Linked DNA regions of Homo sapiens: region 2 is linked to region 1. Evidence: chromatin loops called from intact Hi-C (ENCODE). Cell type or tissue: spleen. All regions are shown on one strand. Each heading gives the region's core, and the rest is flanking DNA. Links, peaks and the distances in the headings are about the cores only.

What was found. Hi-C counts contacts between places; a loop is a spot of excess contacts. Peaks named below come from ENCODE experiments on the same cell type or tissue, not always from the same donor. Only the 100,000 strongest peaks of a DNase experiment are listed, where the experiment ranks them.
Region 2: a loop joins it to region 1, with 2.2 times the contacts of the local background. A loop is called at or near these places in 3 of 110 quality-filtered maps.

The regions. Positions count from the first base shown.
Region 1 is chr11:128,853,792-128,864,499 of GRCh38, forward strand. The region is part of intron 1 of KCNJ1 (potassium inwardly rectifying channel subfamily J member 1); the gene reads right to left. It overlaps LOC107984409 (a long non-coding RNA gene), which reads left to right and starts at 3,642. Exons shown (of 3, transcript XR_001748442.2): 1 at 3,642-3,699; 2 at 10,106-10,219. RefSeq lists an enhancer at 5,923-6,182 and a silencer at 6,083-6,377. In spleen, for the core only: CTCF peaks have their summits at 6,252 (motif pointing left) and 6,451; a DNase peak (open chromatin) is centred at 6,200; H3K4me3 peaks cover 382 bases; H3K27ac peaks cover 1,634 bases.
Region 2 is chr11:128,772,485-128,783,192 of GRCh38, forward strand. It overlaps FLI1 (Fli-1 proto-oncogene, ETS transcription factor), which reads left to right. Exons shown (of 9, transcript NM_002017.5): 4 at 298-501; 5 at 9,474-9,539. Among named protein-coding and RNA genes, the nearest start is that of SENCR, 82 kb to the left of the region's middle. RefSeq lists an enhancer at 4,244-4,849. In spleen, for the core only: CTCF peaks have their summits at 4,294 and 4,496; a DNase peak (open chromatin) is centred at 3,799; H3K27ac peaks cover 4,000 bases.

The sequences.
Region 1 (10,708 bases), core at 4,229-8,228:
GAACTCAGCACCTGCCTTCTCTAGCAAGTGGTTACTGTGCTCCTGAAGGCACCACCATCAGAATGATTTTCTCTGCCACAAGAGCTTGGAGTACGGAAAGTATTATTCTGCTCACCCTCACTGCTAAACAGAACCTCTGCTAGTGTGGGAGATGTCTCTTCTCCCAGGGTCTGCAGGAGAAGCTCTTCCCTGCTGCTGCCCAGGTGTGTTTGGGTGAAGCAGTCCAGGCTGGCCCGTGGGCCCTCATACCCACCCACCCACCCATCCACCTGCACCTGGGCTCTGCAGGTCTGAGAACGGTGTTTGGTTACGATCCTGGGTTGGCAGCTCCAGGGTGAAGTCCCTCACACCTCCCAGTGCCAGAGGGCAGGTCTGTGGGATGGGAGGAAACTCACAGGGTCCCTCCTACTGCACCAGCCAAGCAAGAGCTCCTTCTCTCGGCTCTCCTGGGAGCTCGGTTTCTTTTCTCCCTCTTTCTCCTTCTTTCAGCACATCTTTTGTTTGAATGTTTTTGAGCATTTTATTCCTTGCCCATAGCCCTTGTTGTATTCCTGGAGTCAGCAGCGCGGATGTTCCAATTCCCATTTGAGCCAGCCCCTCCAGAGACTCAGCATGACCTCGCAGACAAGCCAGAGGCCCACGGGCCCATTCAAAACCCCGCCTTGCCCCACATTTCCCCCGTGCCACTACTTACCTCTGCTCCCCACCCCACACCACATACACCAAGGAGAGAGAGGGATGGAACGTGACTGGGATGGGGACCTTGCTGCTTTCTTGGGTGACAACAGGGCACAGAGTTGTGTTGAGTCTACATTCAAGGACTCACGGGAGAATGACAGAAACCTCCCACTGTGCATGTCCAGAGGCTGGGCCCTTTCTCAAAGGCAGGGCTGGATGTTCCTTGCGTACTTCCTGAATAAGGGCCACTATCAAGAGCTACAAAGAATGTCCCCAACCACCACCTCTCAACATCCTAATCTGGATTAGCACAAATCGTAATGATCTGTTTGATGACACACCTGCAGGGCCAAACCTAGATCTTCTTAAGTATCATAGATGCACGATGGGTTTGGGGAAAGAAACTGAAGCCCCTGGTGTGCTATGAGTACTAACTCCTATGAAAAGAAACAAGGTGGTCTAGCTGGAGCGCACGTGCAGGCTCCCCACTGAGTCTCTGGCCTTGAAACACGTATCTGGAGTCAGGCTTGAATTCCAGCTCTGCAGCTTACTGGTGCATGACCCAGCAGCTCACCTGGGGATTTTACAGAGCTAATTTCTCAATGTAATCGATTAAGCCTGGAAAACAAACAAAAAATAGTTGCTAAGAAACGTAAGGAGCAGTAAAAACCCTGGAGCTCATTGTGAGCTGTTTACGGTTTTTCTTTCCTTTTCTTTTCTTTTTTGTTGTTTTGGACATACTGTCTTCCTGATTCACTTTTCTTACCCTCCCACATTTCCAATAATTGTACCCATTTTCAGTGATGGGTTTATTCTTTTTCCCCAACATCATTTGAGTCCTGACCTTTCCCACCTTGCCAAGGTCCCCTGAGCTTCACTGGAGCAGATGGAGAAAAGAGGATAGAAGGAAGCCCTCTAGGAATTGTGATGAGATTGACAACTGGGCTTAGTACTAACCAAAATGCTGGCTCCCTGGCACCCAGAGGGTGTGAGGTCCAAGCTGTGATCAGCATTAAGATTGAAGACATTATTGCAAAGAGGCAGCAAATGAGGTTGGCAAAGCAAAGATGGGGCTCCACAGGTGCCTTGAAAATAGTGAGGGGATAGGCTATAAGGCGGTGTAGAGCTGGGCTTAAACGTCACCTCTTCCACTTGTTATCAGAGTGAGTTATTTGGCTTCTCTAAACCTGAACGTTCTCCTCCATGAACATGGAAATAAGGAAATCTGTTTCCCAATGCTGAGATAGGATTAAGTGTGGGAAGGCCCAGTAGAGGATCTGGTATGGGGAAAGCCACAATAAATGCCAGGCTCCTTCCTTGTTTAGCAGGGCTGAGGGGCTCTGATGAAGAGATCAGGACTGGGACAGCCAAAGGCTGAGTTGGCACTTGGGGAAATCAGTTTTAACTCCCAGGTCTGGATTTGGGCAGGCAGCTCTCACCTGCCAGACCCAAGGACGGTACCACTGTGCCTGTGTGAGCTGCAGAGGAAATGCAGGAAGGATGCATAGTCCTGCTCGGGGCTCTTGCCAGGTCTTGGGAAGTCTTCTTTCTCCCTCCCCTCATCCCCTCCTGGAGCCTCTTAAAGAAGGTTCTCCCACCAGAACTTCCGGGCGGGAAAAGACAGCAGGCTCTGAGCTGCTTTCAAGGGGCCTGTCAGAAGCATCTTTGTGTACATGAGGCCCAGAGGGAGAAGACTGTTTATCCGGCTGCTAGGGACAAATTAATGAAGTGGTGAAAGGCTGTGGATCAGAGAGAAAAAGATTGCCCATGGAATGATGAGATTAGGTTAGACGAGAAGGATGCAATTGTGCCAGACCAACTGAATTTCCTCTGAGGTTAGCACGACCAGCCTTCCAGACCCGGAGGCAACCAGGGCACAGGGCTTGGTGATGGATGCCTGGCGTGATCCTTTCTCTGGAAGCTCTTGGCCAGGGTTGCAGGTACCATGGCCACCAGGCTGGGGTGAGAGGTGCATGTGCACCCTCAGAGTGCAGGGCAGAGAGAGGACCGCAGAAGAGGGAGCAGGGGAGGGGCAGCTCCACATGTGATGTACGCTGGGACAGCACATCTGGGCATAGGCATCTTGGACTGAAATTCCTACTCTAAAAAAATGTCCTAGCACCATCTTCTTTTCCTTCTTAGCACTGAATACAACTGATTTCATGTTGGTTTTGTTCAATTCAGATCATCCTCAGCCCTGTCAATGGCACACCCACCCCCGAGTCAAGCAAAACCTTGATTCACCCTTAATTCTTTTCTTCCTCTCACCTCACACGCAATCCATCAGCAAATCTTGTCTGCTCTTTCTACACAATATAGTCAGGACCTGTCTGTCCTCTTCTCTTCATCTCCTCTGCTTGCCAGGCCACCATAATTCCTTGGTTGGGCTACAAAACTCGCCTGCTCCTTGATCTGTCCACCGCCTCTTTCTCCTCATAATAGAGTCCACACCGTCAGAGTGAGGAAGGAGTCCTGAAAATCGGATCATGCTGCTGCCTTGCTGAGACCTTTCTCAGCTTCCCCCTGTTCTGATGACCTCAAGGCCCCATATAGCCAGGACTCTGCCACACTCCACAGCCCAAAGTCATCCCCTCTGTCACCTAGCTCACTATGTTCCCACCCCCTCTGCTCTGCAATGTGCGGCGCAGCTCCTGCCCTGGGCTTCGGCACCTGCTGCTTCCTCCTTCAGGGCTGCTCCGCTCTAGGCCTTCCCATGTCTGGCTGCTCCATGTCGCTAGGGACCTAGCTCCATCACCACCTTCTTCGAGAGCCTTTTAGCATCCAATCTAAGGTAGCACCCACTGCTCCAGTGGGAACTCCATCCTGTCTTGGCTTCTTTCCATCTCTTATCAAGAGTGGCTGTCAGGTTGGTTGTTTATTTCCCTGCTGGTGATGCATTCACTTATTGTCGATCTCCCCTCTACAGAACACACCCTCCAGGACAGCAGCCCGTCTTGCCTTCCTCTGAATACCCAGCATGTGGACCCACAGTAGAGACTCTAAAAATCTTTCTTGACCAAGGTCAGTGCCCTCCCCTGGGCTGGGAGTGCCACAAGTGCAGGGACCTGTCAGCTGCATCCCTATGTTATACCCAACACTGCTCACTGGGCCTCAGGGCTCTCTCCAAATAGAGAAGGCCAGGGGAGAGAGAAGCTATTTTTTTCTCTAAGTTGTAGCTGAGCTAGTTTTTCACTTGCTCACTGAACTAATGACCAAGCAAACATCCAGGGATGGTGTGGACACTGCACATGGTGGATTCATAAGTGCCAATGCTGACAGGTGGCAAGGACGAGTGCCTGTGCAATGGCTCAGGATGCACCTGGGAGCATTGTCCCCATCTTGTCTTTTTAAGTTAAGCTTAGATTTTCTACAGTGAGTAATAGCACATAGATCTCATGTATTTTGAACTCAATATTGTGCCTGAAAACATACATAAAAATGTGTTTCTGGGTATTTATTTACATTTTTAAAAACTACCTAATTTTAGCATTTATTGGCTTAATAAAGGGTTTAAAAGTTTTAAAAAGTGCAAGAGCAGCTAAACCCTGTGCAAGAGCTTGGAGAAACTGAAGAAAATGTAGATAAAATAGAGTGGGCAAAGGGAATGCGAGAAGCTCCACGATGGCGAGAGATGGGGAGGGATGGGGCAGGATGGGGAGGGATGGTGAGGGAAGGCGAGGGTTGGGGAGGGATGGCGAGGGATGGCGAGGGATGGGGAGGGATGAGAAGGGATGCGGAGGCAAAGAACACTGGCAAGTAAGAGCAGCTAAGAATGAAGAGACAAGGAAATGCATGCTACAGACCAAGCAGAAGTGCCCAGAGAAAAACATCCACTCCTTAAGGAGGTTCGCAACACAGCAGTGAGCCCTACCATGAAAAACAGGCAAGAACAGTTAAATGTCAACTCTGCACCACCATATTTGATTGACGATTAACAACTGTTCAAATGGCACGTGTCTCCGTGGCAACAGCTAGGGTTTGTTGAAGGAGTGAATGGAGGAATGAATGAAAAATGGGAAGGGCACATACTTTTCAGAGTTATTTGAAGGTGAGGGAAGACAAGATGTATAAAAGAGACTGGCCAATAATAAATGTTCCATAAAGTTTTCTTGAAACTAGTTCAGTTGGGGTAATTTTCCTTCTCATCCATGGACCAGAAATCACTGACATTAACAGATCTCACTGTGTTCCAGGCGGTCTCCAGGGGTAAACTCAGTAGTTTACGGAGCGTCTATGTCACTCTGTGACATAGACAGCATTACTATTCCCAGTGTCTAAAGGAGGAGATCAAACACCAGAGAGGCTAAGTGATTGATCCAAGTTCACAGAGCTAGAAGGTTAGAATTTAGTCTACTATAGGACTCAGTTGGTAGCTATATGTCTACCTTGGGTTTAATTATTGGAAGAAACTCATTAAAACTCATCCTTTCCCATGTGACTTTGGCACAGACCTGAAAGGTGGTAGTGTATTTGCTACCAGACCCCCATGCCACCAGGCAGGTCACCCCTCTTATGTGATTGAAGGCACATAAGGGGTTGATTTCACTCTACAGGATTGGGGTTAAATGGTTAGTCCCTTCTAGGCATGGAATTCCCACAGGGGAAAAGGAACAGACACTTGTTGAATCTCTGTCACATACCAGCAACTGTGGTAGGGGCTTGGCAGAAATTATTTCATTCAATCTCACAGCGACCCCATGAAGTAGGTCTAATTTTCTCTGTTTGACAAGGAAGGGAACTGAGGTTTAGAGAATTTTAAAAACTCATATGAGGCAGAACTGGGGTAGGAACGCAGCTCTTTTTGAGACAGGGTCTTGCTCTGTTGCCCAGGCTGGAGTGCAGTGGCACAATCATAGCTCACTGCAGCCTCTACCTCCCATCTCATGGGATCCTCCCGCCTCAGCCTCCCAAGTAGCTGGGACCACAGGCAAGTGCCCCACTCCGGGCTAGTGTATTGATTGTAGAGATGAGGTCTCACTAGGTTACCCAGGCTGGCCTTGAACTCCTGGCCTCCAGCAATTCTCCTGCCTCAGCCTCCCAAAGTGCTGGGATTACAGCCCCGAGCCACCGCTCCCGGACAGAACCCAGATCTTAACCTGATGTCTCCACGCCAAGTTCCCTAAAGATCTGGCCCAGAAGATGAGTGAATTCCTATGTCTAAGGCAGGAGGGAAAAGGAAGGAAGGTCTGGGGGAAAGGCTGGCCCTCCCTCCTCACCTCCCTTCCCTGCGTGCCCTCTCCTGGCTAGCCCTCCCGTCTGCGTCTCTCAGGGCATCTGTAGTGGGAGCCGCCTGTGCTGGGCACTGGGGTACGGCCTTCTCAAGACCCAGGGAAGTGGGGGAGCTGGGCAGGAAATTAAAAGGAGCCAAATAAACAGAGTAATTATAGATTGTGATAAGGACTTAGAAAGAAACAGTAACTAGAAGTGACCTTGAAAAGTACCCGTAAGTAGGCACTGGTGCTGCAGACGGCGGGCAGCAAAGCGCAGGCGGGAGAGGAGGCGCGGCAAGGCCCACACTCGCCTCCGCCGGGCCTCCCGCTTACCAGCAGCAGCAGCGCCCCCTGGCGCCTGCCGAGGGCACTGCGCAAGAGAGGTCGGCATTGATTTCAGAAGGGCGCCCGGAAGGACACCTGTCTGGCCCCAGACCGGGCAGGAGCCAGGCCTCGGATTTCTCATCTGTCAGATGACAATGATGCTATCTACTTCCCAGGGCCATCGTTCAGATTAAATGATGCAGTGCTTGGGAGAATCCGGATGGATGAGCGACACTATAGAAACATGACTTGGATTTATGGCAAGAGGGACTTCAGTGAGACATGAAGAACTGTTGACTAGACAGGCCGGCAGGACACTGTGGCAGGTTTCCCGTGAAGAATTCCATACTGACAATGTAAAAGAGAGGCAATGACCGTCTGATATAAGTGCGTGACACTGCACAGGTTTCACTGTGTGAAATGCATACATGAGTTCTTGTAGAAATGAATTGATTTTTTTAAGAAGTGACTTAAGGGAAGGAAGACGTGACTTAAGGAACTCAGGAAGTCTCTGTGCCGTCACTAAGTCAGAGATTCCAGAAGATTCTCTCTGAAGAACAGTCACCAACTGGATTATTGAAAATTAGCCCACTGCCACCTCACGGGTGGGCCTTGTAACCCACATCAGCTGGACCAAGGGGCCTGGAGACGCAATAGCCTGGAAACAGGGTGACCCCAAGGGGCAGGCGGGATGCAAGCACAGAGGAAACAAGAAAATGCTGAAGGAAGCTGCTCAGAAAAGTGGAGGCCAGGTGGCTCTGAAACCCAGGTGTGACCACAGAGGAAAGTGCCCTGAAGGCCAGAGACCCAGCTCCAATTACCAGCTATGTGACAGGGGCACGCCCAGCCCCTTTCCTGATTTTCAGAATTTCCCTATCTGGGAGACGAAGATCATGTCGCCGGGGCCTGCCTGTAATACTTCAAAAAACACAAAAACACTCTATGCACCATGTAGAGGATTATTTTTGTGAACTCCAGGGCAGGGAGCATCAACAGCTCAGAGGCAGCACTGGCATCTGCCTCAAGTGTCCTGCCTTCTCTCCATCCCCAGGCACAAGCAGGGCCCACGAATGCCCAGCATCTGCTCTCCAGTCACTGGTGAAATATGGGTGGCATTCACTGTGTCAGCATTTGGAAATTAGCCCGCCTGTGGTCTGGCTGTTGGCGTCCCTGGGGCTCCCTAACCCACATGGCTACGCAGGCAAAGACAGAAACTCTGGTGCCGCCAGCTTCCGCCCGAGGCGCTTTTCTGCGTGGGGTGCTGACTGAGCAACTGAAGCAGGGCTGCAGCATTCACTGGCAGCTGAGACCCAGGATTGGGGGCCCTAGTGGGGCTGGGGTCAATGGGGATGGTACCATGGAGGGGCATGAGCTGGGACATTTAGAACAGAAAGAGAAACATGCCGAGTGAGGAGGCAAGATGTGAGCAGCAGGGCTAGCGGGTATCCCTGGGACCTCAGACAGAAAGGAAGCTGCAAGGGAGCTTGTACCCAGTGATCACAGGCTCATTTATGGGATAGACCCAGGCAACCTGAAGAAAGGCAGAATCAGAGCAATAGCCAGAGGTGACTGTCGTCAGAAACATACCCCTGCTCCTGGGAGCCACTGCAGAGCGGGATAACTGGGGCTCGCCTCCCTGGTGCAAGCCCAGGAGTGAGGGCCTTGTGATAAGATTTCCAAAAACACCAGCCCCGTGCCCTGCCTGTCGGTAAGCGGCCACCGGAACCCCTCCCAGAAAGATAGATGCAGGCTCCGTGTCTGTAGAAGTTTGTGTCCATTTCCCGCTGAAATGGACTCCTGCCTCTCCACACCCCTAAAACCCAAGCTTCTTCCTGATCTCCAACCCACATCCTAACGGGTGAGGTTGAAGTCTAATTTCCTCTGGCCTTCAGTGAGGATGAGAAAACCAGCCCCTTCATAGATGAGAAAGCAGTTTCAGCCCCCAGCTCTCGGCCGCGCTTCTCCGGTGGCTGCCTATTCCCAGCTTCAGGTCCCAGTGGCCGTGGTCATCCGCGTGGGAAGGGATTTGCCTGCTGTGCGCTGGGTGCCTGGGTCGCACCGCTCATCTTGCTGCAGTGCCATCCTCCCAGTCTCTCCACCCCTTTCCCCACTGCCACAAGATACTTAAGGGGCAACTTTGTAGAAATCCAAATCTGTAAACTCCACAGGCTGGGAAACACCCAGCCAAAGGAGCAGGTGTATCAGTAATAAGGGGAAGAAAATCCGAGTGCGGCACGGGGTTTTCTCCACTCTCTGGCAGCCTCCGTCCCCAGCAGACCTCATCCTGTCTCTTCAGTGGTGAGCATTGCCCAGGCTGGGTGTGAATTCTTATGCACAATGGATTCAAGCAGGACTAGGAGTGAGGAGACCCATGTTGGAAAGGACTCTCAGACCTGGTCCTGGGGAGCGCTCTGGGGGTCTCCTGACTCCCCTTCTCCACTCCCTCTGAGGGGATGGAGTATTGGGAGAGGAAACAGCCCTGTGTCCTACCGCCCCCTCCATCCCCCCCGGGGCTGCCCTAGAAGCAGACTGGGTCGGGGAGCCTGGTTGGTAGGTTAGAACGTGCTCATGCTCTGCCAGTTCGCTGATGTGTCATGCAGCCACTCTTGTACCTGCCATCCCTACTCATCCCCTCACGGGGACCAGAGCTTCTGCAGCATAGGGACTGTGTCATCACACTTCACTAAGGCCAGCACAGCGGGGGCTTCCCAGAGGTCTAAGGTGACCTTAGCCCATGCCTGTGGCTTATCTCTGAACCCGATTCAAGCTCCCCATACTCTGTGCATAATTCATCAGCAGTCCAACACTTCCCTTAACAGCATCCAAATACCCTGATCCCCAAAATGGTCACATGCACTTTCCAGCATGAGACCGGGATTACCCTTATCTCTCTGAATATCTCATCACTGGACTCGGACTCCAAGGGGCCACACACTTCACAGAGTCTTCTCCTGTGAAAAGACCCACAACAGTTATTCACAGTTGCTGAGTTCTGCTGAGCTCTTCAAGGACAAATGGTAGATCTGGATAAAGCCAGAAAGCTCCTGAGAATTTAATCAAGGGCAACGAACCATGAGACTTCCCCTACGGGTAGTCACCTGAGAGAACTTGGGCTGTTTTAACTCTGCAAAGACAGTATTAACCTGTTGCTTTCAATTGTGTTGGGTTGCATATTTAAATCTGTTCCCTGGGGATATGGTGACACACTGATAGACCCCAATAAATACAATTCCTGAATCCCAGCCAAGAAACACTGGTGTGTGTGCAACTGGAGCAGAGGGAGGGGCAGGGACATTGGGAAATTCTAAATAAATGGAAAAATCTGGCTTGTATTTCAAGGATTATTCAAAAAGAATCTTCCCTTAGAAGCATCAGTGAGTCACACGCATCTAACCAGAATGCAAAGTTTACAAAGCATGGTAATGGCAGAACACAGCACAGGGCAGATACACACATGCAGAGATGGACTCTGTTGCATACTGGGGAACCAATTTTGAAAAGTAACAACAGGCTTCTTCTGAGAGAGGAAATTATTCATCCAAAACAGTGCTGGGAAAATTCAGATTTACATTTTTCCTAGGGCCTTTGAGTTGCATATTTCTGCAATGAGTGAGCTGGATTTGATGAGGCTTTACAATGATTGTTCAAAATTAGTGTTTCAATGCTCTGGTTTTAAATGGAATGCTTTTGGGTTGGGTTTTATATTTGACAGCTAAGGACCTTAATAACAGTTTTTGAGAAGCAACTCCTTAGGGCAGAACATCTTTGGATCCTCAATAGTTTTGAAGCGACCTGTTCTCTGCACTATTTTTGGTTTCTTTCTGCTATTTTTCTAAAAAGAATCCAGGAGTTTCATGTGTAAGAGCATCGTTCTTTTTTCCGTTTGCTCACAGATTCTGACGAGGCAATGGCAAGAAAGGCTGACACTTTGCACATCCTTCACAATCTTCTGCAAGGATGGCTTAGAATCGTCCTGCGTGGAGGAAGGAACAACCTTTGACCTTAAGGTAACTTAAGGTTTGACCTTAAGGTTTATTACTGACTTTTCTTTTTCTTTTTTCTTTTTCTCTCTTTTTTTTTTTTTTTTTTTTTTTTTTTGAGACAAAGTCTCACCCTATCACCCAGGCTTGAGGAGTGCAGTGGCACGATCTCAGCTCACTGCAACCTCCGCCTCCCGGGTTCAAGCAATTCTCATGCCTCAGCCCCCTGAGAAGCTGGGACTACAGGTGTGTGCCACCATGCCTGGCTAATTTTCAAATTTTTAGACAGATGAGGTTTTTCCATGTTGGCCAGGCTGGTCTTGAAATCTTGACCTCAGATGAGCCTCAGCCACCAAAAGTGCTGGGATTACAGGTGTAAGCCACTGCACCAGGCCTATTGTTGACTTTTCTAGGGGTCTATCTTTTATATGTCTCTACACTAATTTTTTTCTTCAGCATTTTTTGAAGATGTTTGTTTTTGTTGTTTTCTTTTTCCAATTTCTGCACACCCTGCTT
Region 2 (10,708 bases), core at 2,320-6,319, 83 kb before region 1:
TTTTGATGCCACCATTTCTCAGGCAAAGGTTCCAACTGCTCTCCAAAACTTTAAAGAGTGCTCTGTCAGGATACGTAGTGAGGCAGCTAAGCACCTCCCTGGAGTGCTAAGTGGTTCAGGCAGCGCCAGATGCCATGGAGCCTGATGAGTGTTCTAGGGGAACCATGTGGAAGGGAGCTCTCCCAGAGAGAAAGAGAAGGGAAAGAAAGAGGGACAAGGGGTGAGGGAGGCTGCCTAGGCTCTCAGGGAGCCTCTACCTTCCTGCAGTCCTTGCTAACAACGTCTTCTCCTCTGCAGACCCCACACTGTGGACACAGGAGCATGTGAGGCAATGGCTGGAGTGGGCCATAAAGGAGTACAGCTTGATGGAGATCGACACATCCTTTTTCCAGAACATGGATGGCAAGGAACTGTGTAAAATGAACAAGGAGGACTTCCTCCGCGCCACCACCCTCTACAACACGGAAGTGCTGTTGTCACACCTCAGTTACCTCAGGGAAAGTAAGTGCCGCCCAAGTACCCAGGGCTGGGAGGAAGCTTGGCATGGAGCCAACCCAGGGAGAGGAAGTCAGTGCTGCCCGTTCGTGTTGGGCAGATGCCGCCGGAGCAGCATCGTGGGGCCTGTAGTGTTGCCAAGGTCACGTGGGCTCCTACAGACCCTGTGAGGGGCAGACCCAATCCTGAAGTGTCAAAGGAAGTAAGACGAGAAATGGAGAAAAGTAGAGAGCTGTGACCTGGAGGGGTCTGGCAGAGGCTGGTTACACTCTTCCCATGAGACCGCCTTTCCAGAAACTATTCCAATTTGAAAATAGATAGAGATGGGTGGTGCCCTGGCTGGTGTTTTCCTAAGTGATTATTTAAAATTCCTCCAGGAAACTCTAGATTCAAGGCTTTTGGATTTAAGGTGTTGAAAATAATTTACATATTAGCTTCCTCTTAATCTTGGGATACTCTGGCACACCCTAACCCCATTTGACAGGGCTGCTATCTGCACACTTCCTTGATAAGGAAGAGCAGCCAAAGGTGCAGGTGTGTTAGGATCCATTGGAGGCTTTCTTCTGGTACAGCCAAGAAAAGGAAAAGAGCTTTGGAAAGGGCGAGCTTAAGAAAGAAAGCAGGCAGTTGTCCAAGAGATTTATCTAGTATGAGGTACTCTAGCACCAAGCGCCCATCAGTCTGATATGAATTTCATTTGATATGAAATATACACAGAGCAGAAGAATGGAATTATTTTAGTCCTGCTGGTAACCTCAGCCTGAGTGCCCTGCTGGGAATCCAGGCCAGGTGGTATATCAATATCAGTGCTACCCCTAAGTATGGAAGGATTGTCCTGGGGCCTGAAAAGATGGTGCTAGGATCACAGGAACACAGGTTTGGGCTCACACTACGTAAGAGCATTCTAGCAGCCCTGTGCAAAGACAGGGCAGCCTTGAGATGCTATTTGTTGTGAATGGCCAAGGCAGCTGCGAGTCTTGCAGGAGTTTAGCTTTGGGCAGGGGCTTGATGATTTTAAGCCCCCTTCGCAAGTTCAGATCCTTAGACAGCAACTCTGGGACCTGCTTTTCCTGGACTGGCTGGCTCTGGGTTGGTGAGCTCTGTTTGCTCGCCATCGTTCTGTGGACCTTTAACTCCCCATCTTTGGAATCCACTGTCCCTTCAGCGACAGTGTTCCTCATGGGGCAGGGGCAACACGTGCTGGCTGGAGAAATGAAAAATCAAAAAACTGGCTTTGGCAGTTTCCACTGGTGCCTCTGTGCTCTCTGGTCACCTTTCCGAGGCGTCTGGTAACTAGTGCGAGAAAGTAGATGATGCAGTATTTGTTAGCTCCGGAGCAATTACCTCATGTCTGAGTCTTGCTGCAACATGAGGTCAGCCCAAGAAACAATTTCAAAAAAGGGGACAATTTTCCACCCAGTTTTTCAGAGCTTTGGATAATTAGCACTTTCTAATTCATATTTTCAGCTTTTAACTGTTTGTGGAATTTTAAAAAATAAGGATCTTTGAACAGAGTCCTGCAGTGATCTAGGCAGGCCAGGGTGGGTGTGTGGAGGTTAGCATGAGAAGGAGAGACCAGCAAAGCAACCTGATTCCAGCAGGAGTTTGCAGGAACCCTAAGCCCTTTCCTTCATTTGCCAGGAGTAGAGAGGACAACAGTAGCATAGACAGCATGCTCTGAACTGTTAGTTAAAGGGCCCAGTGCTTCGAGACTCTTCGGCGGATGCCCTTGTTGGGAGAATGTTCAAGGCATTCTCTCCATGTGGGGAAAGCCCATTCATGCCATATGACCCCGGGGCCCTAACCAGTCCATAAACAGCCCAAGGTCCCCTAGTACTTCCTGCCACCGAACAATGGGAACACAGATGCTGAAGTGAGACAAATGCCTGAGAAGGTGGTCACTGGTCGCCAGTAGAGAGACCTTCTATTGGAGAAGAGCAGATAACAAGGTTGAAGTGGAGGTGCAGAGGATGGCATTTTGGGGGGTATAGCATGGCAAGAAAAAGCAAATTGCTTCTTTCTTTTTAAGAATATTTATAGACAGAAAGTGCCCCCAAATCAATAAAAATATTAGGTTTCCCAAAAGGGACTTATTAGTGGAGCATATTTCCAGAGTGGAGAGGAGGTGGAATCCAGCTTGTATACTGAAGACATTTGAAAATGCAGGGCAGATATCCAGAGTGGAGGATGGTGGCGAACAGTAGTACATCCACAAGATGGGAAGTAGTTGTTCTGCCATTGAAATGATTATTGGGAAACACCATGAGAAGTGCTTAGGATACAATGTTGGGTGGAAAAGCTCATTATAAAGTGGTCTGTGCACTGATAGAAAAACCATGTCTGCCTGCGAAAGCAAAAAATTAAAATAATCGTGTTAAATTAAAAAAAAAAAAAACTTGCCCCAACATGGTATTGAAATATCCTTTTGAGGAACCTAGACTTAAAATGATCCACTGTCAGGCAAAAGGCTTTTAGATTCATGCTGCTTTTTAATTGGTGTCTACCTTGGGGTTCCAGCCTTGGGGACCCTCTAGTGTGAGGTGGTGGCTGGCTGCTAAGCGCCTGCAGGAGGCCATGGGCTGGCGATCGTGTCTGCTCTGTTTCTGCTCTGGATTGCTGGGAACTCCCCCGTGACAACCAGCACTTTAAACGCTTTTAAAGCCTTCAAACACTTTATTGTTTTTCCAGACTGACTTCCAGTGGATGTTCTGTGCTTAGGAGGAAGGCCAGTGCTTGTGGAGAGTTTGAGGCGATGAGTCAAGGCAAGGGGAGAGGGTGCTGATTCTTTGTGCTTTATCATCTTGTCCTTTCATTGGAGAGGAAGGTGGGGCTCAGATATTTCCACTTTAGCAAGAGATGGATGGAAAATAGCTGAGATCCTTCACTCCGGTGGAGGAAGTACTGCAGGGTGAAGGAAAGTTGATAGAGCAGAATCGGGGACCTGAGACTGTGGCTGGTTGGAAGTCAGTAGAGTCCAAGTTGGTGGCACTTCTCTGATCTAATCTTTCTGGGCTTTATAGAAAGTCTAGAAAAAGGAAAACTTCATAGGATAAGAAGCTTTGGCATCAAATTTACATTTCACAAAAGGTGCTTGACTATTTATTCTGGTGGTTTGGGAGGGGAGCTAGACTTTTACATTTTAAATGCAAATGTATTTTCCAGGGTAGAGAAGAAATAGCAGTTCCCTGTGCCCCTACAGACCCTGTCTGATGGCCAGGCATGCTAGGGAGGTGCTTGTTCTTCACACCTGGGCGTGTCAGCTGTGCCAGAGGAGCTGTGTCACACGCCACACAGGCGCCCACCCCTCCCCCCCACCACCACAGGAAATGCAAGGAGGACTGTGATGGCTGGGGTGGCCACGGTTCTTGGGGGTAATTCCCATGAGTCCTGGGAAACTCCAGGGTTTACACCTGTCAATCCCAGCACTTTGGGAGGCCAAGGCGGGTGGATCACCTGAGGCCAGAAGTTGGAGACCAGCCTGGCCAACGTGGTGAAACCCCGTCTCTACTAAACATACAAAAATGAGCCAGGTGTGGTGGTGGGCGCCTGTAATCCTAGCTACTTGGGAGGCTGAGGCAGGAGAGTCGCTTGAATGCGGGAGGGGGAGGCTGCAGTGAGCTGAGATCGCACCACCGCACTCTGGCCTGGGCGATAGACCGAGGCTCTGTCTTCAGAGGAAAAAAGGTTGCCCCCTTGTGGACAACTATCTACAGTACCCATTTTGAAGCTGAACCCACTGAGGCCCAGACAGCTTCAGAAATTGGTTCAAAGGCATCCAGCCGATTGAGAGCACCTGGCATCTCAGACTAGGGCCTCTGGAGTCCCAGTCCCTGGCCTCGCGTTGCCGACGTTCCCCCGGCCCTGGAGACAGCAAGCCAGCCTGCGCCACACAGGCAAGGCAGCCTCACTCCCGGCCTTCCACGTGGGCAGCCCGGCCACTTCCCCCACAGCATTTTCTGTTGTCATTTGTACCAAGAGATAAATGCTTTCCAAAAACTTTCCTGTGGCCTCCTGGAAGGAGGCCGATTAAGCCAAACCTATCACCACGCTAACTTTGTCCTTCTCTGGGCCTGACTGTCGGCCCCACCAGTATCTCTCCCGGACACACCCCGTGTGGCAGAGGAGCCTTCGCAGCAGCTGCTGCGGGAACGAGATTTGTCCCTTCTCAGGCCAAGGCGGGGAAGGACCTCGAAGAAACGGAGGGCGCCGGGCTGGCAGTTCAGGCTCAGGGCCGCTGGGGGGAGTTTGCGCAAGGCTGGGAGCCCCGAGGCCCCGGGGGAGGTGGGGAGGCAGAAAGAAAAAGAGCCTTTTTTAAGTTTTACAAACAAGTTCGTTTTGTATGTCAATCTGGGTCTGACCTGGAAAAAAAAACACTAAGAAACTGCGTCTTCAAACAGTGGCTGCTCAAAAGAATGAAACTGCGCGACCGGGAGACCACGGAAAGGGTGTCTATCTTCATTCCCATTTTTAATTTAAACTTTAATGGAAAACACATTTTGCATTTTCTGGTCTTTCCACCTGCAGCCTCAGATGGTCGGGCAGAGGTTTTGAGTCTGGGCAATTAAGCTGGTGCAATCTTATCACTTCCAGGCCTGGGTTTGACTGGTGAAGGAGAACAGAATGCCAGCTGAACAAAAGGCCAGGTTTCCCTGGACCCAGTAGTCAGCCAGGATTGTTGTTTAAAGATCCCAGAGCCTTGCACCCTCCCGCTCCTGCACACTCAGCCAGAGCTGTTGATATAGCAGTGCAGCCCAGAGAAAAGAGAGACCTGGATTCAATAGGCTGGCTGTGAGGGGGCACTGGTGAATTCTATGGTCACAGCGAGGCAGGAGACAAAGGCTTTGGCACTGGGACGCTTGCGCCCCCTGGCCCAGGTGTCCCCGATGAAAAGCAGGTTAGGTTGAGGGAATGTGAAGCAGCAGAAACCGTGATTGTTGGGGTTCTACCCCACACCTGCAAAGCCTCACACTGCTCACTCCCCTCTCCTTTCAGATCCAGGTACTGTCTCTAGCAGCACATGGATTCAAACATGGAATGGAAAATGATCTTTTCCCCATGCTTGCACTTTGGGAAGGCCATTCTATTCTCAGCAGGAGCTACTTTATGCTTTTTAGAGCAAAAATGCCCTCAATAAATAGATATATGTATATGCATACACACCCATATACAAATATATACATACAAACACATATACAGAAACTTACAAATAACCAAGTAGGCAAATCTTATACTTCAGTTTGAACTGAAGTACAACACAGAGAGAAGTGCAAAAATCATGAAGTGCGCTACGTGAGACATTATCGTGACGTGAATCCACCCACTCCCATAAGCACCTCCCGGGCCAAGGAGTAGAATTTCAGCCCCCTGTACCCTCTCTCCACCCCACAACCGCTTCCTCCACAAAACTAACCACCACCCTGCTTCCCAGCCCCATAGGTGAGTTTTGCCTATTTCTACGATTTAGCCTGGAGGCAGTGGGATCTGCCAGATTGAGGACAGGTTTTGTGAATAGACCACGATGGGGCTCCTGCCTTCTGCACTCTCTGGCTGTGTGATCCTGGGAAAATGATATGACTTCGCTGAGTGTTGCTCCTTTCATCTGTAAAAAGGAATAAGGGAATGCTGGCTCTGTATGGCTTATGCAAGGATTAAGTGAGAAAATAGATGGAAAGCGTCTGGCACACCGTGCATGTTCAGGGAGCACTGCGTCCCCACCACCACCTTCATCATGGCCTGTTTACCCTGATGTGCTGGCATCGGGAAGGTGGGGGAGCTCAGCAGCACAGGCCTGTGGCAGGGTCAGGCCAGAAAGAGCCTCAAGGCAGGAGAAAGCAGTCCAAAGCCACAGAGAGGGAGGCCAGACTCCAGGAGGACCTGCCTGCATCAGAACAAGTTCCTTAAGAAAACAGAGCCTGGGGAACTAATGAAGTAGAAATCGGAGAAGAGGAGGGAATCTAGGTCCCTTGGGAGAGAGGCCAGATGCCCCCAACCAGCCCCTCCTTGGGGAAGGCAGCCTCTCCTTCTAGGAGTGAAACTTGAACCAAGAACAGTCTTTAGGGCAAAATCCTTTTCCTAGGTTGCCATGAAATATACATTTCATGCAAGCTTTGGAGAGGTCAAATGACCCTTTCTCTCAGCTTTCTGGGAGTTTCCTGTGGAATTCATGTGTGCCCAAAGAAGAACTTTCACCAATGGGGAAATTTAATAAATGTGGTTTATCTAAGGTTCGTGCTTTCGGCTACATCTGCACTAATGACTCAGGCAGTTTGCTCCTCGGAGACCATCATTTTTCTTTATTTGCTCCAGCAGTGAGGTTTCAGCCTGAGGGAGAGAACGTCAGGGACGGAGAGGCAAGCATTCTTGGTCCTACTTCTGGGATTTTTTTGTATTCCCTCCGAACATTTGGTTCCATTTCTTCACTTCCTTCCAGTCGTGCCGGATTATTTCTTATTGCAGCAGAACCCATTCATAACTTTAATCAGAGGACAGGACGAATGTTCAGTAAACGCATGTATAAAGAGAACTATTGTATGTAATTGTGACATCTGTGGGAGAAAGGATGTAAAAATAGTAACGATCATAGCTAGCATTTATGGAACACTTATGAGCCAAGGTCCATTCTGAGCACATTGCATGCATTATTTGATTTAATCTTCATAATGCCATTGAGTGGTGTTAGCCCATTTTACAGATGAGAAACTGCTGGCTCAAAGAGATGAGGGAAATCAGTGGAGGGCACAAAGCTAGTCAGTGATAAGAGGCAGGTCTAATTTTAAAGTCTCCTTTGCTTAATAAACATACAGTCGTGCTTTGCTTCATGATGGGGATAGTTCATCTTCATGTGAATACCACAAAATGTACTTACACAAACCCACATAGCATAGCCTACTACACACTGAGGCTGTATGCTACAGCCTGTGGCTCCTAGCTTACTAAGCTGTATAGCATGTTATTGTACTGAATATAGTAGACAACCGTAGCACAATGGCAAGTATTTGTGCATCTAACTTTTAAAAGATACAGTAAAAATACACTATTACCGTTGTCGTATATGTGGTCCATCTTTGCCCAAAACATCATTTTTTGGTGTGTGACTATTAACAGGAACTTGTCCCAGCCTTACTTTGTCATTGGTATTCTTGAACATGGAATAACCAAATGTAGCTGGCTCTTGGATGTTATATTCATGTGACTGTCTCATTTCTAAAATGGCATCCACATAGCCACACTTTGGCATACAGCGGGCTCAATACCACCCCCGTCATCCCCCTCCTTGTTTTCATCTGGAGCTGCTGCAGAGCTAGAACTAACAGTCATATTCTAGGCAATTGGACAATTCTTATAAAATTCTCTTCCTCTGCCGGGTGCGGTGGTAATCCCAGCACTTTGGGAGGCCGAGGCAGGCAGATCACCTGAGACCAGCCTGACCAACATGGAGAAACCCCGTCTCTACTAAAAATACAAAATTAGCCGAGCATGGTGGCACATGCCTGTAATCCCAGCTACTGGGGAAGCTGAGGCAGGAGAATCACTTGAATCTGCGAGGCGGAGGTTGCAGTGAACTGAGATCGCGCCATTGCACTCCAGCCTGGGCAACAAGAGCGAAACTCCGTTTCAAAAAAAATAAATAAATAAATTCTCTTCCTCATCGTCTGGCTTGGATAGTGCACACATTTTCTCTGAGGCACACAACCAAACGCCCACAGCTGGGTGAGGCGGCAACTCCATTTCGGCATCCCTTCCATGACTGGAGACTAAAAATAGGGGTGTGTCTGACAGCCCATTCCCACCCCTGGCACCCAAGCCAGTCCACTCGGCCACAGGGAGCGGGGAAAAGGGTTGTTTAGAAGAATTTTCTTAGCCTCGAATACATGTGTTGAGCTTATGGTATGTTTTATAAAAGCAGATCCCAGCCCTCGTTTCAAGGGCTCTTTAAGATTTCCTTAGGAGAATCTCAAAGAGAATGGCAAAAATGCCTAAGTTTCACAAAATACAACCTTGAATTCACTTTAAACAAAGGAAAAAGTCTAGTTTTAGGAAAGAAGGGAGAATGTGTTTTACATGTAACAACAAATTGCTTTTTCAAAGTGCTGGGTACAGAAGAGGTATGAATTGAAGTTTAATTTGAAAAGATTGGATATCAGCATTCTGAGATTACAGAAAATTCAACGCGTGACTCCTCAGGTTCAGTGCGTGCTCTTAGACATAGGTGAAGGGAAGCAAAAGTTCCTATTGGAATACTACCACTCACCTCCTTCCCAACTCCCATTGCCCCCTCCACCAGTAACATACCTGTGTACCTTACCCTCACCTGTGAAAGGACCCATATGTACATAAACCCAGAAGATACCACAGCAGGAAGGAGTGATACTGGCTTCTCCTCCAGGCCATGGCAAAGTACAAGCTGCAGGCCAAATCTGGCCAAAAGTGGCCCATGGACAAAGCAAAACAAAAACTAAGAAGACTGTGCAACAGAGATTGTAGTTAGCCTATGAAGCCAAAATATTTACTATCTCCTTTTGATAGAAGAAATCTGCCAACCTCTGCTCTAGTTCAAGAAAAAAAATCAAAATCTAGACATGTCAAGTCACTCACCAACTGTCACATGGTGAGTTAATAACAACTGGAATAGACCCGGGTTTACTGATTCTCAATGCTGTGTTCCTATCATGATTATGGCACAGACCACAGCGCTTCAGAACTATGAATATGGCAGCTTAGGGGGCGTGGTGTTTGTTTCCCCAGAGAGCATTTCATTCCAAAGTATTCTGTCTCTTCACTCCATAAAGCTATTACAGGCCTGTATGATTGTCTCCAACCAAATGGATTCCATTCGCTTTTCCTTTCTTCCTAGGAGTCCTCTGTCCCTCTTCCCCTCTCCCCATCTCTTTCCCTTTCTACTCCCTCCTCATGTCATCTCCTACTCTTGATCTCAGAAGAACATTTTGGTTATAACCTGTTTATGTTTTGCCTCTCAGGTTCACTGCTGGCCTATAATACAACCTCCCACACCGACCAATCCTCACGATTGAGTGTCAAAGAAGGTAAGTTTGTTCTTTTGTGCACTTAAAATTTTCTTCTGTACCAGACATGACACAGGCCCATGCTGTTAAGGTTGTTGCAGAAAACCAGCTTGCGTGTTCCACTCAACTTTTCCTAGCATACAAAGACAAGCCAAAATTTTCGCCACTTGTGCTACCAGTTGCAAAAATACAGTAAAGAAAGTTTTACAGTATCTTGTAATAATATCACAAAGATACAACTTGAAGTTGTCACTCCATGCAGGAAAACATGTTACTTTTAGAAAAAAATGAATGCTGCTTACTTTCAAAGTTGAAAGTTGGGAGTTTTCTCTGATGAAAATAATGAAATGAAGAGTTCAAGGATTCCAGCATGTCTACCTTTAAAGGTTTTTTTCCTAAGAAATTTTAGCAGCCGGTCATGCTGGCTCACACCTGTAATCCCAGCGCTTTGGGGGGCCGAAGTGGGTGGATCACTTGGGGTCAGGAGTTCGAAGCCCAGCCTGGCCAGCATGGCAAAACCACCATCTCAGCTAAAAAATACAAAAATTAGCCAGGTGTGGTGGCAGGTACCTGTAATTCCAGCTACTCAGGAGGCTGAGACATGAGAATCGCTTGGACCCAGGAGGCAGAGGCTGCAATGAGCCGAGTTCGCGCCACTGCACTCCAGCCTGGGCGACAGAGCAAGACTCTGTCTCAAAAAAAATTTTAGCGATGTCAATTCATTTTTAAAGTGGTGGCTTAAGGGTTTGGTCTGGTTTGGTTTGGTTTTGCTGAGAAAGAAAACTTCCTCGGCAAATGATTTTTGCCAGTGAAGATTTTAGTACACGTCACAATAGAATTCCTCAGCGTCTTTATGAAACATCGTGAGGAGTGGTTCAGATACTGTTAGATTTCAGGCATTGAAACAAGTGAATAATTCATAGTACCTGGTTTAAAGGAGGAAAAGATGTGAACAAATAATTATTAGGAACCAGAGAGAGACTGGAAAAAATATTTGCGCGGCATAGCAAAAATTCCACAGAGGAGGGGACTTTTGAATAGGAGCTTGAAGAATAATAAGAGTGTGGCAGGCACTCTGTCCTCCTTGGCTCGCTGTCTGTCCCCAGTTTTTCTTTAACTCACCCTCCCCAAAATATATAAGAAAGGCAGAAGTTCTCAGGATCAGTTACATATAGCACAGCACTGCAAAA